3 separate regions of the Homo sapiens genome follow, and all the other regions are linked to region 1. A link is a loop called in an ENCODE intact Hi-C map of the cell type or tissue named here. Cell type or tissue: stomach. All regions are shown on one strand. Each heading gives the region's core, and the rest is flanking DNA. Links, peaks and the distances in the headings are about the cores only.

Region 1 (7,356 bases), core at 1,283-6,282:
TTTTCATTCCCTGTAGTTGCCAATTCTGCATGTGCTAGTCCTCTAGAAATAGGTTAAACTGAAGCAACTCGATGGAAGGAACTCTCCACAGGGCTTGTTTTCCAAAGAAAAGTATTGCTTGGAGGAGCAAAATTATTAGCCTACTCTAAGCATCATAAAGTGTTCAAAAAATTGGCCGGTTGCGGTGGCTCACGCCTGTAATCCCAGCACTTTGGGAAGCCCATGCAGGTGGATCACCTGAGGTCAGGAGTTTGAGACTAGCCTGGCCAACATGGTGAAACCCTGTCTCCACTAAAAATACAAAAATTAGCCGGGCGTGATGGTGCATGCCTGTAATCCTAGCTGCCCAGGAGGCTGAAGCAGGAGAATCGCTTGAACCCGGGAGGCGGAGGTTACAGTGAGCCGAGATTGTGCCACTGCACTCCAGCCTGGGAGACAGAGCAAGACTCTGTCTCAAAAAAAAAAATAAGATAAAATAACAAAAACTCAGAGCCAGGCTTGCGGATGGAAATGTAGTGCCCGAGTCACATTCTGCTTAAAGTTGTAATGAATACAGATGAGTTAAAAGAGAGAAAAAAAAAAGAGGTAGAGAAAGAATTTAAAATGACAAGTTTTTTAAAGTAAATGCTCTGCAGGCAGGTGTTGTGGCTCTGGTCTGTAACTTCAGTTACTCAGGAAGTGGAGGTGGGAGGATCCCTTCAGCCCAGGAGTTCAAGACCAGCTTGAGCAACATAGCAAGATCTCATCTCAATTTAAAATAAAATAAAAATTTTTAAAAATGAAGTAAATGCTCTATGAAAAGGAAACCCAAGGGCCTAGAGGCAGTAGGAACTGGTTTTCAGTAGTAAAGTTGAGGGGCATGTGGAGTCCATCTTGGCTTTCCTCTGACAGCCAGTGAAGATGGAACCCGTATCCGCACACTGAAGCTGCTCCCTGGGCTTGCTGCATGCCTGCCTGCAGGTTGGTTGAGCTTTGCAGGAAAGCCGCGTTGGCAAGTGTGCCAGGACCCTGAACTGCTTTGGGGACCGACAGAATGCAAGTCTGAGGCCGTAGAGACTTAGGGAGGGGAAGTGCAGCTGCTGTTTGCTGCCAGATGCTGGGTGTGGGTTTGACACTTGCTTCCCCTTGGTGCAGAGAGACTCAGGCCCTCGTTGGTTCAGAGCTAGATGCCATTGAGCAGATACGCTTGCCTGGAGTAAGGCTGGGGGCCTTAGTGGGTGGCGTTGTGGGGGTCTGTGTGTTTCTCCCAAGTCCTACCAAAGACCTCACCTAGGATTGCCACAAGAGCCACATTCAGGGGAATCTCGGGCCCAAATGAGGCTGGGGCCTCTGTCATTTTTCCTGATTCAGCTCCATTCTGTCTCCTGCACCCACGCTCCTCAGACACTGGCACTTCTGTCCCTCCTCCGTTTGGGGCCTAGGGAAGTTTCACCTCCTGGCTAGGAGTGGTAGTACTCTGAGGGGTTTGCCAAATGGCTCATTTAGAATCTGCTTGTGTGGGGAAGGAAAGCAGCAAGTTGCAAAGGAATGAATGAGAGGGCACAAGAGAGGGGAGCTTGGCCTGTGCCACGCTGTGGGGCCAGACTCTTGGCTGGACAGGAGGGGATGAAGATAACGCACACAGCTTGGATCATGTTTCCTCCCATATGACAGTGGAACCACTTCTGGAAGTTTCACCCTTTTTACTATTTATTTTAAACCTGAATAAGTAAATAAAGCCCCTGCCCCCTACCTCAAATCAAAACCCAAAACCTTCCTTGGGGTTTCCAGGAGCAAATGAAATTAAAATGTCTCATCTGATGGTCATCAGGAAGAGTGCTGATGGGTGAGTCTTCTGGCTTCCAAAGGGTGGGGCTAGGGGGTGTGTTGGAGCTTCCTCTTTGCTGCCCTGTGGTAGCTTAAAGCCCCTTTTCCTGGACCTGGTTGTTTTGAGTCAGTTCAGTGGCTTGGCCCTGCCGCCTGGGTCCAGAATTCTTCCCCTACCCCATACTCATTTTTTAACTTATTTTTAATTTTTATTTTTTTAGAGATAGGGTCTCACTGTGTCACCCATGCTGGAGTGTAGTGGTGGAACCATAGCTCACTGTAGCCTTGAACTCCTAGGCTCAACAATCCTCCTTCCTTAGCCTCCCAAGTATCTGGGACCACAGGCATGCACCACCATGCCCAACTAATTTTTGTTGATTTTATAAAAATGTGTTTTAGAGACAGGGTCTCGCTATGTTATCCAGGCTGGTCTTCTGACCCTGAGAGATCCTCCTGCTTCAGCCTCCTGAGTAGCTAGGACTACAGGCATGCATCACTACTCCAGGCTAATTTCTCAATTTTTTTTTTTGTAGCGATGGAGTCACACTATGTTATCCAGGCTGGTCGTGAACTCCTGGGCTCAAGCCGTCCTTCTGCCTCTGCCTCCCAAAGTGTTGGGATTACACATGTGAGCCACCACACCCAGCCACTCATTTTTGACATAACAGTACAAAAGGGTTGATGAACTGTTTTGTAAAAAGAAACAACAATAACAAATGAAAACCAAAAACACCCTCTCTCACTGAGGGAGAGTTGGGTCCATTTTACCCAAGCATTAGGGGGTAAGCCCCACCAATTTGGAGCCACAGTCTTGGTGTCAGAAAGCTTAGGTTTCCATCCTTGTTTTACTCCTTTCTAGCTGTGTGAGCTTAGAGAAGTTACTGATCCTTACTGAGCTCTTCTTTTTTTTTTTTTTGAGATGGAGTCTCACTCTGTCACCCAGGCAGGAGTGCAATGGTATGGTCTCGGCTCACTGCAACCTCTGCCTCCCGGGTTCAAGTGATTCTCCCGCCTCAGCCTCCCGGGTATCTGGGACTACAGGCATGTGCCACCACACCCAGCTAATTTTTTGTATTTTTAGTAGAGACGGGGTTTCACTATGTTGGCCAGGCTAGTCTTGAACTCCTGACCTCGTGATCTGCCCGCCTCGGGCTCTCAAAGTGCTGGGATTACAGGCATAAACCACTGCGCCCGGCCTGAGCTCTTCTTTAAAATGGGAATCGTATGTAACTCTCAAAGGGGTCAAAGGAATTAAATTAGAATATACTCCTGACAGCCCTGGCAGTGCCCTGGCATTGGGTTGCCAGATGAAATTCAGGAAACCTAGTTAAGTTCAAATTTCAAATAAATATGAAGTAATTCTTTCATATGTGCAATTATTGCAAAAACTGTGTGTCCTATAGTTTTATTTGCTAAATCTGGCTACTGCACCCTGGCATATTACAGGAGTTGGTAAATGTTTCCACGTTTTGACTTCCTCATAAGCCCATCTACAAAGGGCTTCAGATGGCCAGGCATGGTGGCTCACGCCTGTAATCCCAAAACTTTGGGGGGCCGAGGTGGGCGGATCATGAGGTCAGAAGATCGAGACCATCCTGGCTAACACGGTGAAACCCCGTCTCTACTAAAAAAATACAAAAAATTAGCCAGGCGTGGTGGTGGGCGCCTGTAGTCCCAGCTACTTGGGAAGCTGAGGCAGGAGAATGGCAGGAAGCTGAGGCAGGAGAATGGCGTGAACCTGGGAGGCGGAGCTTGCAGTGAGCTGAGATTGTGCCACTGCACTCCAGCCTGAGCGACAGAGCAAAACTCTGTCTCAAAAAAAAAAAAGAAGAAAGGGCTTCAGACACTGCCTGATTTCAATGTTGCTACGTTGTGGTTTGAAGGATGGGGAGATAAGGAAGGTGAAGGTATAAAAATTGGCTAAGATCTCAACCTTATGTCCACAAGTAGAAGAGCATAAAAATAGTATAAAAATACTGAAGGCCAGTACAGTGTCCTGCGTGATCACGAATTCACCCTTTATGGTGTGTATAAATAAGTTTCAGGGTCTCCCAATAATTCACCATTATCTAGAAATTTAAAATTCTGTTTATAATGATATGGAAAAGTGCTTATGGCATCATTTTAAGCAAGAAAAGCAGGGAAAAAATGTAGCTACATTGTGATCTCTACCACATTAAACTGCATAGGAGAAAAAAAATCTGGGAGGAAATATGTGAAAATAACTGTGTCATTGGGATTTATGTTCATCCCTGCATCTTTATACCTGGCAATATTATCCAAAGTTTCTATAATGAACTTACTACTCTTAAAATTAATCTGAAAGTTCTCTCTTAAGTTATGTTTATCATTGTTTTACATGATAAATATAACTCTTAAGTTATATTTATCATTGTTTTACATTATGAATACAATTCTAAATGAATTAAACAACTTACGGGAAATATAACTTCAAACTCTTAAGAATGGACGTAATATAGAAATTCAGGGTGTAACAAAACCATATGATCTTTAAAAATACCTTTGTTATGAAATATAACACAAACAGGAAAGTGGATGAAACAAGAATGTACAGCTGAACACGTTTTCATAAAGCAGAGACCCAGGTAACCAGCAAGGTCAAGAACAAGAACACTGTCAGCCCTGCTGAAGCCCAGTGTTCTCTTGCCCAGTCACAATCCCCTCAATTTCCCTAGTCAGTTTGTTATTTACTTCCTTTTCCTTTCGTTTCAGTTTGACCACCTAAATTGTGTTCCTAAAAAACATGTTCTTGAACTTGATATAAATGGAATCATCTGGTAAGTATTCTATTGTGTCTGGCTTCTTTCACCCAACATGCTTTTAAAAAGGTTCACTCATGGCCAGGCATGGTGGCTCACGCCTGTAATCCCAGCACTTTGGGAGGCTGAGGCAGGTGGACTATGAGGTCAGGAGATTGAGACCATCCTGGCTAACATGGTGAAACCCCATCTCTACTAAAAATACAAAAAATTAGCCGGGCATGGTGGCGCATGCCTGTAATCCCAGCTACTTGGGAGGCTGAGGCAGGAAAATCGCTTGAACCCAGGAGCGGAGCTTGCAGTGAGCTGAGATCATGCCACTGCACTTCAGCCTGGGTGACAGAACGAGACTCCGTTTTTTAAAAAAAAAAAAAAAGAAAGAAAAAAAAGATTCACTTATATTGCTTACCACTTTAATTTAAACTTCTTCATTTTTGTTGCCATATTAGCATTTCAAGGTAGAACTATGCTCCTGTTTCTTGATTCATCCTACTGTTGATGTGCAATTGGGTGACTCCCAAGTTTTGGCATGGCAAACTGCTGCTGCTATCAATATCCTTGTCTGCGTCTCCTGGGCCCATGTACTCACGTGAGCTGATGTTTTAGCTTCTGTCAGCTAACCTAACTTTGTGGTAATGAGATTTATATCTATACACATCCACGACTGTAAAAGAAAAAACTGATACAGACACTGGAGTTTGGGGATCTGAAGTTGTGGATCTTGTTGTCATGAATTAGTTCCTATTAGTGACAAATTCATATTTCAGAGGACTAAAAACCCAGCAGTTTTCATACATATCAGAATAAACCTGCTGTTAGTCTAAATGCTTTAACAATTCTTTTAAATGGAAAGAAAAAGTCTGAAAAGTCTTTTTATTTTAGGCCAGATGCAGTGAATCCACCTGTAATCCCAGCACTTTGGGAGGTGGAGGCAGGTGGATCACTTGAGGTCAGGAGTTCAAGACCAACCTGACCAACATGCTGAAACCCTGTCTCTACTAAAAATACAAAAAATTAGCCGGCGTGGTGGCGGGCGCCTGTAGTGCCAGCTATTCAGCAGGCTGAGGCAGGAGACTCGCTTGAACTCAGGAGGCAGAGCTTGCAGTGAGGCGAGATGGTGCCACTGCACCCCAGCCTGGGCGACAGCGAAACTGTCTCAAAAAATAAATAAATAGTCTTTTTATTTCAAAATGATAGCATCTAAATGTGAAGGTTTCTGCTTTGTGACTAATAAAAACATTTGTCAATATTCCAAATTAGACAGTTTTGCTTTGAGTCAGAATTAGAAATTTCTTTGCACCAGAAGAGATTTTAGAGACACTATGTAGTTCAATCCCTTATTATATAAATAGTAAGAAAAAGCTCTTTAAGGTCAAATGTCTTCTCCAGGCCATACTTAGCTAGGGAGTTTAGAACCAGGACTTCTGACTTCTAACCTCGAATGTTATAAAACTTCCTAAAAATATTACATGGCACTACCTTTCAAACTATGGCATGTGTAGGAGACTAAGAATGTTATTATGCCATTGCCACTGTCACTGTATCTGATTTATTAATTAATGCACCCACCTGAGCATGAGCCTGGCTGCTTGATTTTTCTGCCATCTCAATTTTACAACAGAGATATGGGTAAGATCGCAGATATTATGAGGTGAAGAGGCAGTGGTCATATTTTGCAAAATTTTGGTACACATGGCAACAGATGGCTGTAAATTGCTAAATTCTTGAAAGTCACAGCTTGAAAGTTACCGTGACCATCTAGTGCTGACTATGGAATAGTAGTAAGGTGCTGGGGACAGGGACTTCTGTGAAGCTCTGGCTCTGATTCTCAAATGCCAGCTTGAGATCTGAAACTGACCTGGGATGGCATTTTTCTTGATCTTGGTAATAGAAGAGAAAAAAAGGACATATTAAGAAGTTTTTCATAAAGTTAACTTTGTTCAATTTGAAGGACCACTTTTTCTATGCTGAGATCTGTCCTTCCTACTTTTTGTATGTATTAAAATATCCTTTTAAAAATAGTATATATATATATATTTGACATGGAGCTTCCCTCTTTTGCCCAGGCTGGAGTGCAGTGGCGCAGTCGTGGCTTACTACAACTTCCGCCTCCTCGGTCCAAGTGATTCTCCTGTCTCAGCCTCCCAAGTAGCTGGGATTACAGGCGCCCACTACCATGCAGGCTAATTTTTGTATTTTCAGTAGAGACGGGGTTTCACCATGTTGGTCAGGCTGGTCTCGAACTCCTGATTTCAGGTGATCCACCCACCTTGGCCTCCCAAAGTGCTAGGATTTCAGGCGTGAGCCACCACGCTTGGCCAAAATAGTATTTTTTTGAGACAGAGTCTCGCTCTGTCGCCCAGGCTGGAGTGCAGTGGCGCAATCTCAGCTCACTGCAACCTCCACCTCCCAGGTTCAAGCAATTCTCCTGCCTCAGCCTACCAAGTAGCTGGGATTACTGGCACAGGCCACCATGCTTAGTTAATTTTTGTATTTTTAGTAGAGACGGGGTTTCATCATGTTGTCCAGGCTGGTCTCGAGCTCCTGGCCTCAAGCGATCCACCTGCCTTGACCTCTCAAAGTGCTGGGAGTACAGGTGTGAGCCACCATGCCTGGACTCTCCCCTCACTTTTAGTGTCCAACTCCTTCATTAAGAAGCCTTACATTTTAGCCCCCTCATCCTGCACTAGTTGAGAAGGTGATTTGCCAGCCATGCTCCCACTTCTTCATTCCCTGGCCACAGACTAAACCTTGCTGTGGGTGATGCTCA
Region 2 (7,356 bases), core at 1,634-6,633, 110 kb after region 1:
CAGTGAGTGAGTGGTGAGAGAATATGAAGGCCTAGGACATTACTGTACACTACTGTAGACTGTATAAACACTGGACACTTAGGCTACACTAAATTTATTTTTAAAATAATTGAATTAGGCAATAGGAATTTTTCACCTCCATTATAATCTTACGGGACCATCATCCTATGTGTGTGTGGTCTGTCTTGACCAAAAAGTTATGCGGTGCATGACTGTGTTTTTTAAAGATAGGGCAGAGGTGGAGCTTGGATTGGGTCTGGGGTGTGTGAGAGAGAGAAGTTGAGGAAGAGGCTTTGGGTTTTGATCCAAGACACTCAATGAATGGAATCATCTTTTCTGAAGATGAGTTAATCTTAGATAAGTAGGAGGAGCCATTAAAGTAGATCTGTGGAGTAGTGGACAGATGACCATAGGAAACTGGATTCAAGTGAAGAAGACTGGGCTGGAGATAGAAATTGGGAAGTTGACAGTATGATGTAATCAATCTGTAATTCAAGTGAAGAAGACTGGGCTGGAGATAGAAATTGGGAAGTTGACAGTATGATGTAATCAATCTGTACTTTACATGATTACATATATTGATAAAATTTATCACGCTAATTATATGCACATGGATACTTTTTAATAGTTCTCTTATGCTAAGTACTTGTCTAAAATAGTCACTTTTGTTTAGAATTCATCTCTCTGTTTTTTTTTGTTTTTTTTTTTTGAGACGGAGTTTCACTCTTGTCGCCCAGGCTGGGGTGCAATGGCACCATGTTGGCTCACTGCACCTCCGCCTCCTGGGTTCAAGCGATTCTCCTGCCTCAGCCTCCTGAGTAGCTGAGATTACAGGCATGCGCCACCAAGCCCGGCTAATTTTTTTATATTTTTAGTAGAGACGGGATTTCTCCATGTTGGTCAGGCTGGTCTCAAACTCCTTACCTCAGGTGATTCACCCACCTCGGCCTCCCAAAGTGCTGGGATTACAGGCGTGAGCCACCGTGCCTGGCCTGGAATTTGTATCTCATGTGATTCCCTAGTACACTGTACTTTTTCTATTATAGTTTCTACAAAATTATACTGCAGTTGCCTGGTTATTATTTTACTAGACTTTAAGTTTTTTGAGGGCTGGAATCTGTGTTGTTGCCTGCCTACTGCCAGGTATAGAGATGCTCATGTAGATCATATAAAACTCAATTTAATATGAGTTGAAATTTAATAGAGTACCAGAATATTAAATCTTTCTAAATGTGAATTTTTAAAAATATATGTTTTATTTGAAGGCTAGAAGCCACCGCCGTTCCATTTTTAAACAAAACTGTCGTTTCAAACAAAAAAATAACTGAATGTTCTATTCTTTCCACTTTCTTTTCCCCTGAGGAGATTACCTGTGGGGAAGACAAGGCCTAAGTGGTATCACAATGGAAATTAAGTCAGAACCTTGTAATTATTATTTTAGGGCTCCAAATCATTAATTTGAGAAAACCTCAAAAGTAATTCTGCTGTGAATATCTCATCCCATCCAAAGTTGAGTATTTCTGCAGATATACACAATATAAGTATCAAAAAGGTAACAGGCCAGGTGCGGTGGCTTATGCCTGTAATCCCAGCACTTTGGGAGGCCGAGGTAGGTGGATCACAAGGTCAAGAGATGGAGACCATCCTGGCCAACATGGTGAAACCTCATCTCTACTAAAAATACGAAAAAAATTAGCTGGGCGTGGTGGTGGGAGCCTGTAGTCCCAGCAACTCCGGAGCCTGAGGAGGGAGAATCACTTGAACCTGGGAGGCGGAGCTTGCGGTGAGCTGAGATTGCGCCACTGCACTCCAGCCTGGCGACAGAGCAAGACTCCATCTCAAAAAAAAAAAAGTCATTGGCATTTCTCAGTATGTCTTACAACTCAATGAATGTTGGGGCACTATTTTTTTAAAAACATTCTGTTTTTACCCTAGATGCTGGTTAAATGAATGTTTGCCAAATAATTATGTTCTCTTCAGTGTTTTACAATGAATATGCGGATCTTTTGTACATGTATTAACATTTTAGTTCACTTTCCAGTTGGTTTATTTAATTGGTGGATACTAGTTCTATTTGGTGTTGTGAGTAGGTTGCAAAAGTTTATAAGATTGTTGAATATGTAAGATTGTGATAGTCTGCAGGGTCCATCTTCGTGGTTTTTAAGTCTTTTCTGAGTGCTAAGAGAGCTTCTCTAGTTAAATAAACAGCAAGACTTGTTTAACTTAGAGCTGAAGTGGTAACACTGGTACAGTCTACTCATACACTGATGATTGGACCTTAGTCAAGAAATTGCCCTACTACAGACAAAAATCACTGTGTCCTTTGTGTATCTATAGTAGTTTGAATTTCCAGATACAGTGCATAGAGGCATGATACTTTGGTCTTCTGGGGCATTTGACTTTAATATTTAAAAGTCAAAATGCCATATTTCCCTAGCAATCTATTTGGAGCTTTGCTGGTAAGAAGTGCTTGATCTCAGGTAAGATTTAGTGATTAAGTAATTTTTTTTTGTGGTAATCTTAATACAGTATTCCTCTTTTATCTTGGGAGAATTTGTTCCAAGACTCCCAGTGGATGCCTGAAACTGGGGATAGTACTGAACCCTCAATATACTGTACTTAGGGTTTTTTCCTATATAAACATACCTGTGATAAAGTTTAATTTATAAATTAGGCACAGTAAGAGATTAACAACAATAACTAAGAATAAAATAGAATAATTATAACAGTATACCATAATAAAAGTTATATGTACGTGGTTTCTTTCTCTCTGAAAATATCTTACTATACCATTCATATGTTCTGACTCAGGTTGGCTGTGGGTAACTGAAATCACAGAAAGCGAAATCATGGATAAGGGGGACTACTGTACTCTCACTGCATTATATTGAAAATACGTTAAAGCAATACTGAACAAAGGTAGTACTATAAATAGTTATTTAATTAAAAATAAAAACGTTGTAAAACCAAAGAAAATTAGACTTATTTAGATCGGAGGTCAGTAGTGTAGGAGTTTATTGTCCCCCAATTCTGTCCAGCTAAAACCTCAGAATGTGACCTTAGGGTCTTTACAGACATAATTAGTTAAGATGAGATCATACTGGATTATAATGGACCCTAAATCTAATTACTGGTCCTTATAAGAAACAAAGAGGACACATGGAGATATAGAGAAAAAGGTGATGTGAAGACAGAGGCAAGGATTGGAAAAACCTATTGGTGTTTTGCTGGGTTTGAGAATGTCCGGAAAAGTTGCTCATTCCTGTGGGAAAAATAATTCAGTAGTAGAAACATGCTTATTTTTGCTCATTTTGATTGATAGCTGGTTTAGAGCTGCTGGCTAGAAAGAAATGGTAACATTAAATAGGGATCTGGAGTCAGAAAATTCATGCTATTTGACCTAGCAGTTTATAGAATAAAAGATCAGAAACAATCTTGAACAATAAAGAAACTGGTAAACAAATGATAACTTATGGAATATTTTGCAGTCCTTTAGATATAAAATGACAACTTAGAAAGGTGTGTATGATACAAAGGTGTGTGAAGGGGTTAAAGCAGGATGTAAAGTTGTGTATATGTAATGATTACAACTATGTAAAAAGGTATGCAAATTTTTAAAATGGACGAAAATTCACCAATCCGTTTACTATGAAGATAGTAGGATTATGGTTATGTTGTTGTGTCTTTTTTTTTTTTTTAACTTCCTTTTCTTTTAAACTTTTGTTAATGGGGCTGTATTTATAGTAATTAGAAAACATTTAAGTGAGAACTCTATGGATTTTGTGTGTGGTTCTAAGAAGTTTTAAAACAAAGCTTCTAAAATTTCCAAAAGGTAAATCTTAGTAATAGGCTAATTATAGGAGGTTTTATAATTTTTTAAAGAGATTCCTAATAAGTTGAGAGAAGCCATCTATTTGGAATGGGTTTAAGGTATTTTTCTGATGTCATGTCTATACAAGATAGCTTCTTAAGGTCAGTTTTTGAACTTTTGAATCCAGACTCAACATATTTAATGTGATCAGCTTTGTAGGGAAAAGGGCAGTGAGTTGATTATTATCTAATGCAGTAGAGAGGAGTGGAACATAAAGTTTTTAGGAAATTGTTTTGCTCTTGGAATTTTTGTTTATAAAAGACTAATTTAAACAATAGCTGTGTATTACACAGTAGAAAGTAAACTCTATAACCCAACCTCCTAGTTAGAACCACTGGAAAAGAATTTTTAATTATATTGGGACTTATATGATTGTAGGGACGTGGCTCTTAATCATTGTCTGAAGTCATCTTGGCCGAAGTCTGTTTGCAGCAAAGAAAATGGAAATATAGTTCGTTTTTTCACCGTTTGAAGAGAGAGAAACAGTGGTGTAGATTATCCCAAAATCATTCATGCTTGGCTTTCGAATTTTTATTTTATTATGTACTTAGGAGTGTGTGTATGCTCAGAAGAAACACCACAGCACTCCTGATAAAAGCATGTCACAGTGAAAACTTGACTCAGTTGGAGCTGTGGAGCTGTCTAGCGTCATCATCCTGATTTCCACACACACAGCAGTGTGCATCACCTTTGACACAGTCATAGTTCTTATCTAAAGGAGGTAGCTACGTATGTTTGTTCCTTTAGAGGAGTTAAGAGTAAATAGGGGTATACTGGACCTTAGACATTCCAAGAGTTAACATTGAGTCATTCCTAAGGCCTCTAAATCCTCATGACAGAGTGTAATTGGTAATTTTTCTGAGGCTGAAATTTGAGTTAAGCCCACCCTGAGTGAGGCCTGCTGCCCAGCTTCATTGTTTCAGCGAAGTTCAGTTGTGTCTCCTTGCTCATGACATTGCACACTTTAACTTTTGTGCCTGTGACCTTTTTTTTTTTTCCTATGGAAAAGTACCACAAAAATAAATTCAGCTGGGAAGGCGGTGATTAAAATCCTGAAGTCTACAAAAGTGATGGTTTCTAGGTGGAATATAGAAGTTGTAGGTAACTTCAGAATGTTGAATGTGGTGGAAGCTAAACCTACGGAACTGAACAGGTCTACCATCTGTTACAATGGAAGTGACAGCAACAAGAAGTTAGTGAAAGTGTTTCAGTGATTATTCCAACCAATGAAAATATTGCTCATCAAATAAGAAAGAAAACTTGAGAATGCTGAAAGGACTCTTAAGGTATTGTGTGAAGTTATGCACAGGAAATGTGAGAAGTAACAGATGGTGAAGACATTGAACTGACAAGTGAAGGTTGATTTTGCAAATTTCAAATATGTTTTGCCAGATATGAAGTTAATAGTGGGAGGCTGCCCCAACTCACTATATATTGCTCCTGGAACTGAGCTGAAGAAGCTCATAAAAGGGAGGAAGGGCTATGGTTTGTATGAATTCAAAATTGTAATGAAACCCACATTTGAAGAAGATACCTTCTCATACATCCCAAACATACACATCCCAAAAAGAGATGTGAGCATCAGGCATTCGGGACTACTGAAGAATAATTGTGATCTGTCCATGGAATCGTGTAATGGAGGGAACTTTAAAGATGCCTGAGAACTGAATCTAGTTCCTTTTGAGGAAGAGAGATGGAGGAAGGAAGGAAGAAAGAGGGGAGTGGAAAGTTTGGGCAGCACCTGATCTCTCATCCATTATGCCCCACGTTTGCCTCACTCTTCTCTCTGACCTGATTTGCTTGCTTCTTTGGTCTAGGTATAATCAACCAAATCCTGATGATCCACCAGGTCAAGTTGGTTAGTTATGTTAGTAACATAATACTGTAACTTGGTGGGTCTCAAGTTGTGGTCCCCACACCTGCAACATCTGCAAAATCTCACGCTCCTGCCCAGAACTATTGAATGAGAAACTCTTGAGTGGCAGAGCCCCTCAATCTCTGTTTTAGCAAGACTTCTAGGTGGTTTTGGCACATGCTCAGGTTTGAAGCCTTTCGTTCTAACTTGTCTTCATTCAGCCTTTCCCTTTCAGCATTTTAATGTATTATTTCCTGCACCACTACACAAACATACAATCAGTGATCATGTTTATGATTTTGATGTTGTATTATTTTAAAAGTTCATGGCTCATTTTACTATAGTTTATGTGAGAATTTTCTTTGGTGGATTTTTTTTTTCCTTTTTAATTACTTTAGCCCTATGTTTGCAGAATCTTTAGAGATATAAAGGGGTACTATTTTTCAGGTACCAGTTAATCAGTATTATAAAGAAAACTGTAATCTGTAGGCATATTCAGGAATTTAGAGATTATCAAAAGGTTCAGGGCATGACATTTGTCCAGGATAAGTGTCTATGGTAATTTGGGAGATATAAATAAACCTAATCAAATTGAATAGCTGTCAGTAAGAAGCAAGATTTACTGGGCAGTTGACTTCATATATTTTGATCTGATGCATAAATTAACCCTCCCAAATCTATTTAGCAGCTGGTTGTCATTTCCATTAGCTAAAAAGCAGTTAGTCTTAAATCTGTTTCAAAGCTCCTGCCAGCACTCCTTGCTGAGCTTCTTTTAGCTTCTTAGCTCTGAGACAGAATTCCCAGATGCAGTTTAGTGCTCCCCTAGACCTCTTACGGAGTCATTTCAATCCTTCTCCTAGCTCTTGAAATGACCCTAGGCAAGTAATTTAATTCATTCTTTCTGTCACTGGTCATAGTGAAGAAGGATTTAAGGATTTATATGCAATAAGAAACATGCTTTAGAGTTTTATCAGTCTAAGCTCTGAAGATAAAGAGGGTGAGGTGAGAGTTGAGTGTTTTCACTCATTCGACCATTTTCAGCTCCAGGGACATGGTAAATTCTTCCAGTAGCTTTATATAGTGATCATACTTTTCTTAGATTTTGGTGCATTATTTATCATGAGTACTTTCACTCTCTTACATTTTGGAAATTCTTGTGATTGCTTAATGTGTTGTTCTTATTCTTGTTTTTGACCATTTCTAGTTGTAGTAGATTTATACAAAGTCCTATAAATTTTGTAGGCTCTTTTAGGGAAGTGTAGGTTATTAAAGTTTTACTGTGTTCAGTAAATAGAATTATGTGAAACCAACACAGTAAAGTTGTGAGGTTTTGCCCCAAAACTTAGTAGTTTAAAACACCAAACATTTATTTCTGAGTTAGGAATTCAGGAATGGCTTAGCTTAGTGGTTTAAACACCAGACATTTATCTCTGAGTCAGGAATGCAGGAGTTTCAGGAGTGGCTTAGCTGTGTAGTTCTGGATCAGGGTCCATCTTGAAGTTTGCAGTCTGGCCCTAGGGGCTGGAGTTCTCTGGATTTGACCGTGGCTGGAGGATGTTTCTTTTTTTTTTTTCCTCTTTTTTTTTTTTTTGACAGAGTCTTGCTCTGTTGCCCAGGCTGGAGTGCAGTG
Region 3 (7,356 bases), core at 908-5,907, 110 kb before region 1:
GGGAAATGCAAATTAAAACCACAGTGAAATACCTCTGCACACCTATTATAGAGTGGTTGAAATAAAAAGACCACACTAGGTGTTGACCAACATGTGGAGCAACTGGAACTCTCATAAACTTCAGACTGGAGTGTAAAATGGTACAACCACTTTGGAAAAGTTTGGCAGTTCTTAAGTTAAACATACGCCTACTATAATCCAGCCACTCTACTTTTAGGAATTTACCCAAACGAAACAACAGCATATGTCTATGCAAAGATTTGTGTAAGAATGTCCATAACAGCTTTATTTGTATTAGGCTACAAGTAGAAACAACTCAAATCTCCATCAGCAGGTGAAAGAATGGTCTCACCAAACAATGGAATATTACTCAGCAATAAAGGGAATGAATTGCTGAGACACAACATGGTGAATCTCAAAATAACTGTGCCAAGTGAAAGAAGCCAGACAAAATATGAGCACCAGACTGCATTATTCCATTTGGATAAAATTCTGGGAAATGGAAATGACAGGAAGCAGATCAGTGGTTGCCTGGGTGTAGAGGTAGGGGCATGAATGGGGAAACCACAAGGGGACACAAGAAAACTTTTGGATGTGATAGGTATAGTCACTATCTTGATTGTGGTAATGGTTTCACAGGTACATATGTCAAAACATATATATATATATATATATATATATATATATATATATATATATATATATATATATGTCTCCCCGCTCCCCCCGGAGATAGAGTCTTACTCTGTTGCACAGGCTGGAGTGCAGTGGCATGATCTCAACTCAGTGCAACCTCTGCCTTCCAGGTTCAAGTGATTCTCCTGCCTCAGCCTCCTGAGTACCTGGCATTACAGACATGCACCTCCACACCCTGCCAATTTTATATTTTTAGTAGAGATGAGGTTTCACCATGTTGGCCAGGCTGGTCTCGAACTCCTGACCTCAGGTGATCCACCCACCTTGGCCTCCCAAAGTGCTGGGATTACCGGCTTAAGCCACTGCACCTGGCCTCTTTATTTTTTAGAGAGAAGGGTTTTGCTCTGTCACCCTGGCTGGAGTGCAGCGGCACAATCAGAGCTTGCTTCAGCCTTGAAGTCCTGGGCTCAAGTGATCCTCCTGCCTTGGCCTCCCAAGTAGCTAGGACTACAGGTGTGTACCACCACACCCAGCTAAATTTTTCGTATCTTTTTTGTAGAGACAGGGTTCTACTATGTTGCCTTGGCTGGTCTTGAACTCCTGGGCTCCAGTAATGCTCCTGCCTTGGCCTCTGAAAGTGCTGGGATTACAAGTGTGAGCCACTGTGCCCAGCCAAAATTTTTAAATATTGAAATAAAATTTAAGATTTAGCTCCTTAGTTGCACTAGCCATATTTTAAGCACTCAGTGGCCACTTGTGGCTAATGGCTACTGCATTTGACACCAGCAAGAGAGAACATTTTCCTCATAGCAGAAAGTTCTGTTGAATAGTGCTAGTCCTAACGCAGGACCTCCTGTTCCAGGCTAGCAAGGAATTCTCATAAAAAGAATTTTCTTTTGGGCAAAATGTCCCTGCTGCTTTTGTCTGCAAAGCAAAATGGATGATGGGGAGGGACATGTGACAAGCCACCAGGACAGGCCATTACCAGGGGCAGGTGCACAGGTGCATGCCTGTTCCTTCAGCTGTACCATTGGGAACATGGATATTTTGCTTTCTAGTCCTGCTCCTCAAATGTAGTTCACCCCTAGGTAATCCATTTCATGTGAGGAATCTGGGGTCTTTGCCCACTTTATGTCCTGTACCTTTTTTTTTTTTTTTTTTCCTGAGACGGAGTCTCATTCTGTCGCTCAGGCTGGAATGCAGTGGCACGATCTCCGCTCACTGCAACCTCCACCTCCTGGGTCCAAGCGATTCTCCTGCCTCGGCCTCCCGAGTACCTGGGATTACAGGCACCTGCCACCATGCACGGCTAATTTTTGCATTTTTAGTAGAGATAGGGTTTCACCATGTTGGCCAGGCTGGTCTTGAACTCCTGACCTCAGGTGATCTGCCCGCCTTGGCCTCCCAAAGTGCTAGGATAACAGGCATGAGCCCCCGTGCCTGGCCTGTCGTTGTTGTTTTTGAGACAGGGTCTCACTTTGTTGACCTGGCTGGAGTGCAGTGGCACCATCACTGCAGCTTTCAACTCCTTGGCTCAGGCAATTCTTTCTACAGGCACATGCTACCAAGCCTGATTTTGTTGTTGTTGTTGTTGTTGTTGTTTTTTAGACGGAGTCTGGCTCTGTCACCCAGGCTGGAGTGCAGTAGCGCGATCTCGGCTCACTGCAAGCTCCGCCTCCCGGGTTCACGCCATTCTCCTGCCTCAGCCTCCCAAATAGCTGGGACTACAGGCGCCCGCCACTACGCCCGGCTAATTTTTTGTATTTTTAGTAGAGGCGGGATTTCACTGTGTTAGCCAGGATGGTCTTGATCTCCTGACCTCGTGATCCGCCCACCTCGGCCTCCCAAAGTGTTGGGATTACAGGCGTGAGCCACCGCGCCCGGCCTTTTTTTTTTTTTTTTTTTTTTTTTTTAAGAGATAGAGGTATGTATGTATGTATGCAGTATGCATTTATTTATTTAGGAACGAGGTCTCAATCTGTCACCCAGGCTCTGGAGTGCAGTGGCATGATCACAGTTCACTACAGCCTGGACCTCACAGGCTCAAGCAAGTCCTTCTACCTCAGCCTCCCAAGTAGCTGGGACTACAGGTACACACCATCAAGCCTGGCTAATGTTATTTTATTTTTTCATGTAGAGATGTAGTCTTGCTATGTTGCCCAGGCTGGTCTCTGACTCCTGGGCTCAAGTGATCCTCCCACCTCGGCCTCCCAAAACATTGGGATTATAGGCCACAGCCACTGCCCATGGCCCCTGCACCCTTTAGTGTCCAGGGGAAGCTGCAGACCTCCTACGCAGAATGATGTTTTTAAGTGCACCAAGTCATATACATAGAATTACAAAGAAAACCAATGGCATTAAAATACAGTTTTGTCTCCAGAACCTGGCTATACAGAACCAGTCATGTAACTGCGATGATTGGGAATGAGGCCACTCCTTAAACCTATTTTGACAATTTGGCAATTCTTAACCCGGATTCCAGAATACAATCGAACGAGGAGTTTGGCTTCCCTAGAAATCTGTCATTTTTTGGATGAATGAAGGAATGGAAACGACACAGGGACTACGAAGAAAAGCCCAGCCACCTGGCCCTTTCCAATTCTGGCCGCGGACAGCCAGTGCTGTGGCCAGTTTCGCCCGCCCACGCCCTCCTCCCCAAATATATATTTTGAAAATTATTTGTTCAACAAATATGTGTTGGGGTCGTGCCCTCCGTGCTGCCCTGGGACGCGACCGTCACACGGAACCTCCCCTGGGCCTGGGGGCCGCGCTGTGTTGTTTGCGCCGGGACTGCGGAGGACGGCGGCGCGGGCCGGGGCTCTGGGCGGGTTCGCGTTCAGATCCTCGAAGTGGCTCCCTCCGGGACCTCGCTGGCTTTCCTGTTCCCGACCCCTCGGCCAAGCCGTGCGACCGGGTGGGCTCTGCTTCCCCGGGACCCCACTCTGACCCCATCCCCTAAGCCGCTCCCGCGAGCACCTCAGCTCCGCTCCCGCGCGGGTCAGCAATTCGAAGTCCGCCCCAGACCCCTGGGCCTTCGGGCGCCCCCGGAAGCCGCAGGGACTGTCGGACTGAGCGGCCCCCTTGCTTGGGTGGGAGCTGGGGTGCAGAGAGGGGCTGTTCTCGCACCCTTCCGCTGCATCGGTCCCCGGGCCAGTGCGGAGACTCCTCTTTGCGTTTCCAAATCACTTTTACGAACAAAAGAGGCGCCCAGAGGATATCACCCCGGGCGCACCGCCCTCCAGGGGTGTTTGAAACGTGAGCTGTTGTCAGGCCCAGGGCCAAGGATGCTAAATGTCCGGGAAAATGCGCGCGGCAGCCGGCCACACTCAGGACGATGGTCCGTCCCCGAGAGCCAGCAGGGCTGCGGAGAGGAAGATCCAGCCGCCGAGCGCAGCGCGCACGGAGCGGGACGCCTGCGGCGATGCCTGCCCGGGTGGCCGCTGTCCTCTGCCCGGGCGCCGCTGGAGCCGCGCGTCCCCATCGCCGCGCCGGCTAGTCCCACAGGTGCCCGGAGAGGGAGGCACGGAGGCATACCCAACCTTGAGTGCGTCCAGCATACGTGGGTGTGGACGAAGGTGAGAAAGGGTTCTTTCCAAAGGTTCAAGACAGAGCTTCCAGTACCTTCTAAATCCCCAGAAAGTAGTGGTCTAGAAGTTGCTTCTCCGCTTCCCAACGCCACAGGTGAAGGAGCCAGGAATCTCCCTTCCCTGTGGATCGCCTTCTCCTCCCTTTCTGCATGCCCCTGGGATCCTAATCCCATTTGCCTCAGGATTGGAGTCTCAGGTATTGATTTCATCCTGAACTAAGAGGGGAGAGATCTGGACTCTTGTCTGCAAAACAGGCAGGGTCTTGTGTCTAATAAGCACTCAATGAACATCGATGGAATGAATGAGGGGGGGGAACTTCTCCACTCAGGGTTCCCTTTTGTTCCTCTTCTGATCAAGAAATGATGTATCCTCCCAGGGCACATTGATCAGCGGAAATTATGGAGGCTGCACGGCCTCTGGATCTTTCCCCCCTCAAGACAGGAAAAGGACCTTCAAAGCCATTCACTTCCTTACAACAAGCCCCGAGGAAAGGTGGGACGCGCCATTCTGAAAAAGAAAGTAAATGACTTCATTCACTTGTTTTTAAAATGGGACAGATAGGCCGGAGGCGGTGGCTCACACCTGTAGTCCCAGCACTTTGGGAGGTCGAGGCGGGTGAATCACTTGAGGTCAGGAGTTTGAGACCAGCCTGGCCAACATGGTGAAACCCCATCTCTACTAAAAATACAAAAATTAGCTGGGCGTGGTGGCGGGAGCCTGTAATCTCAGGTACTTGGGAGGCTGAGGCAGGAGAATCGCTTGAACCCGGGCGGGGGAGCTTGCAGAGAGCAGAGATCTCGCTACTGCACTCCAGCCTGGGCGAGAGAGTGAGACTCCGTCTCAATAAAAAATAATAAAATAAAATGGGACATATAAAGCATGAGGGCATGTTTATCAGTGAAATTTTTTAACAGAGTTAAAAATTAAAATCCCTGGTCCCCATCCCTGAGTCCCAATTCTCTCCCCAGGGATCTCCATTGTTGGTCTGCTGTGCACCAGCCTCATCTCACTACCCCTTCCCTGCACTCCACCTGTCTTCCTGCGGCCCCACCTGCAGGCCTTGGTGTTTATTATTTCTTCCATCTGGAATGCTTCCCGCTTCCTTTTCCTTTTGAGGAGGCGGGTATTTTATTTTTATTAAGGTATAACATGTATATATATAGTAAAGTGCACATGCCTAAAGCATGCAACTCAATGACTTTTCACATAATTTTTGTTGGTTTGTTTGAGATGGCGTCTCACTCTGTCTCCCAGGCTGGAGTGCAGTGGTGCAATCTCGGTTCACTGCAACCTCCGCCTCCCGGGTTCAAGGGATTCTCCCACCTCAGCCTCCGGAGTAGCTGGGACTGCAGGCGCCTGCCACCATGTCTGGCTAATTTTTGTATTTATAGTAGAGATGGGGTTTCACCATGTTGGCCAGACTGATCTTCAACTCCTGACCTCAAGTGATCCGCCCACTTCGGCCTCTCAAAGTGCTGGGATTACAGGTGTGAGCCACCCCCAATGCTGCCCTAATATTGTACTTATACAGTCTATTCACCCAGATCAAGATATAGGACATGTTCAGCACACCTGAAAGCTCCCTCGTGCCTCCCCCAGTCGGTGCCCTCCCCGGAGGTAACCACTCTTCTGACCTCTATTGCCTGTATTCACTTTGTGCACCTGAATGATCTAATGGTCTTTTGCATCTCTGGTGTTTTTAGTGGGAGTTTATTCGCATCCCGCAGGTTTCAGCTCTTCTCCTTTCCCATTCCTTTCAATGGCATGACGGCGTTTCTTTCCTTCAAACCACTTCTCAGTTTGCAATTTCTGTGTTAGTTTGTTTACCTGTCTGCTGTTTGCTTTCCAGCTAGAAGGTAAGTGTCCTCTCCCATTCACTGCTGTCTCCTGAGCCCCTAGCGCAGTGTCGGCGCACGTAGATATTCAACAAATACTTACTCAATGGATGAGTATGGGAATGAAAGGAAGAAATACTCCAGGCATGAATTTTTGCCGTCCTGAATCTAAAACCAATTTACTTGGGCAAACACTGGCCTATGACTGAGATCTCTGCATTTGTTTTACAAAGACAGTGTTCACCAAATCCAAGTTAGAAGACTTAGAGAAAAATACTGAAGTTATTCCAGTCTGCCTGGAAGCCAAAAGTGGCATCATTCTCACCTTCTGTGATAGGACTACCTTCTCAACCAAGACTAAATTTTCGCTTTAAACTGTTGAATCAGTGTTTTATAAAAGCACTCCACTTTGGCTACATAAAAAGACCCTCAACAGTGGTGTTTCCCCCCCACCTCTCTTTTTACAGTCAGGGTCTCCTTCCATCAGTCCATTGCTGGAGGGCAGTGGTGTGATCATAGCTTAATAGTGGTTATCTCCATTGGGGTGATGGAGGATGATTTTGCTTACTTCCCTTATACTTTGTCATTTTTTATATGGACACATTTTACTTCTTCAAATTTTTAAATAATGTTTAATTGTGGCAAAACACATATAACTTAAAATTTAGCACCTTAACCATTTTTAAGTGTACAGTTCAATAGTGTCAAATACATTCACATTGTTATACAACCAATCACCAGGATGCTTTTCATCTTGCAACTCTGAAACTCTGTACCCATTAAACAACTCCCCATCTCCCTCTCCACTTCCCCCAGCCCATGGCAACCACCATTCTGTTTTTTTTCTCTGTAAATTTGACTACTCTAGGTACCTCACATATGTAGAATTATACAGGATTTGTCCGTTTGTAACTGGCTTATTTCACTTATTGAATTCAAGATTCATCTATGTGGTAGCCTGTGTCAGAATTCTCTTCTCTTTTAAGGCTGAATTATATTCCATGGTATGAATATCCCACCTTTTGTTTATTTATTCATCTACCCAGAAATGGAATGACTGGGTCATGTAGTACTTCTATTTTTAATTTTTTGAGAAACTGCCGTACTTTTTTCCATAGCAACTACAACAACTACATTCCCACCAACAGTGCACAAGGGTTCCAGTTTCTTTACATCCTCACCAACACTTGTTATTTTCTGACTGTTTTTTAATAATAGCCATCCTAATGGGTGTGAAGTGATATCTCATTGTGGTTTTGATTTGCATTTTCCTAGTAACTAATGCTGTTGAGCATTTT

The links. Hi-C counts contacts between places; a loop is a spot of excess contacts. Peaks named below come from ENCODE experiments on the same cell type or tissue, not always from the same donor. Only the 100,000 strongest peaks of a DNase experiment are listed, where the experiment ranks them.
Region 2: a loop joins it to region 1, with 2.2 times the contacts of the local background. A loop is called at or near these places in 28 of 110 quality-filtered maps.
Region 3: a loop joins it to region 1, with 2.8 times the contacts of the local background. A loop is called at or near these places in 73 of 110 quality-filtered maps.

The regions. Positions count from the first base shown.
Region 1 is chr18:62,701,391-62,708,746 of GRCh38, forward strand. No RefSeq gene overlaps it. Among named protein-coding and RNA genes, the nearest start is that of PHLPP1, 10 kb to the right of the region's middle. RefSeq lists a silencer at 1,122-1,171. In stomach, for the core only: no CTCF peak of the experiment used is centred there; no DNase peak of the experiment used is centred there.
Region 2 is chr18:62,807,861-62,815,216 of GRCh38, forward strand. All of the region lies in intron 1 of PHLPP1 (PH domain and leucine rich repeat protein phosphatase 1), which reads left to right. Among named protein-coding and RNA genes, the nearest start is that of PHLPP1, 96 kb to the left of the region's middle. In stomach, for the core only: no CTCF peak of the experiment used is centred there; a DNase peak (open chromatin) is centred at 4,561; H3K27ac peaks cover 430 bases.
Region 3 is chr18:62,592,808-62,600,163 of GRCh38, forward strand. No RefSeq gene overlaps it. Among named protein-coding and RNA genes, the nearest start is that of ZCCHC2, 73 kb to the left of the region's middle. In stomach, for the core only: no CTCF peak of the experiment used is centred there; a DNase peak (open chromatin) is centred at 3,974; H3K4me3 peaks cover 1,137 bases; H3K27me3 peaks cover 4,645 bases.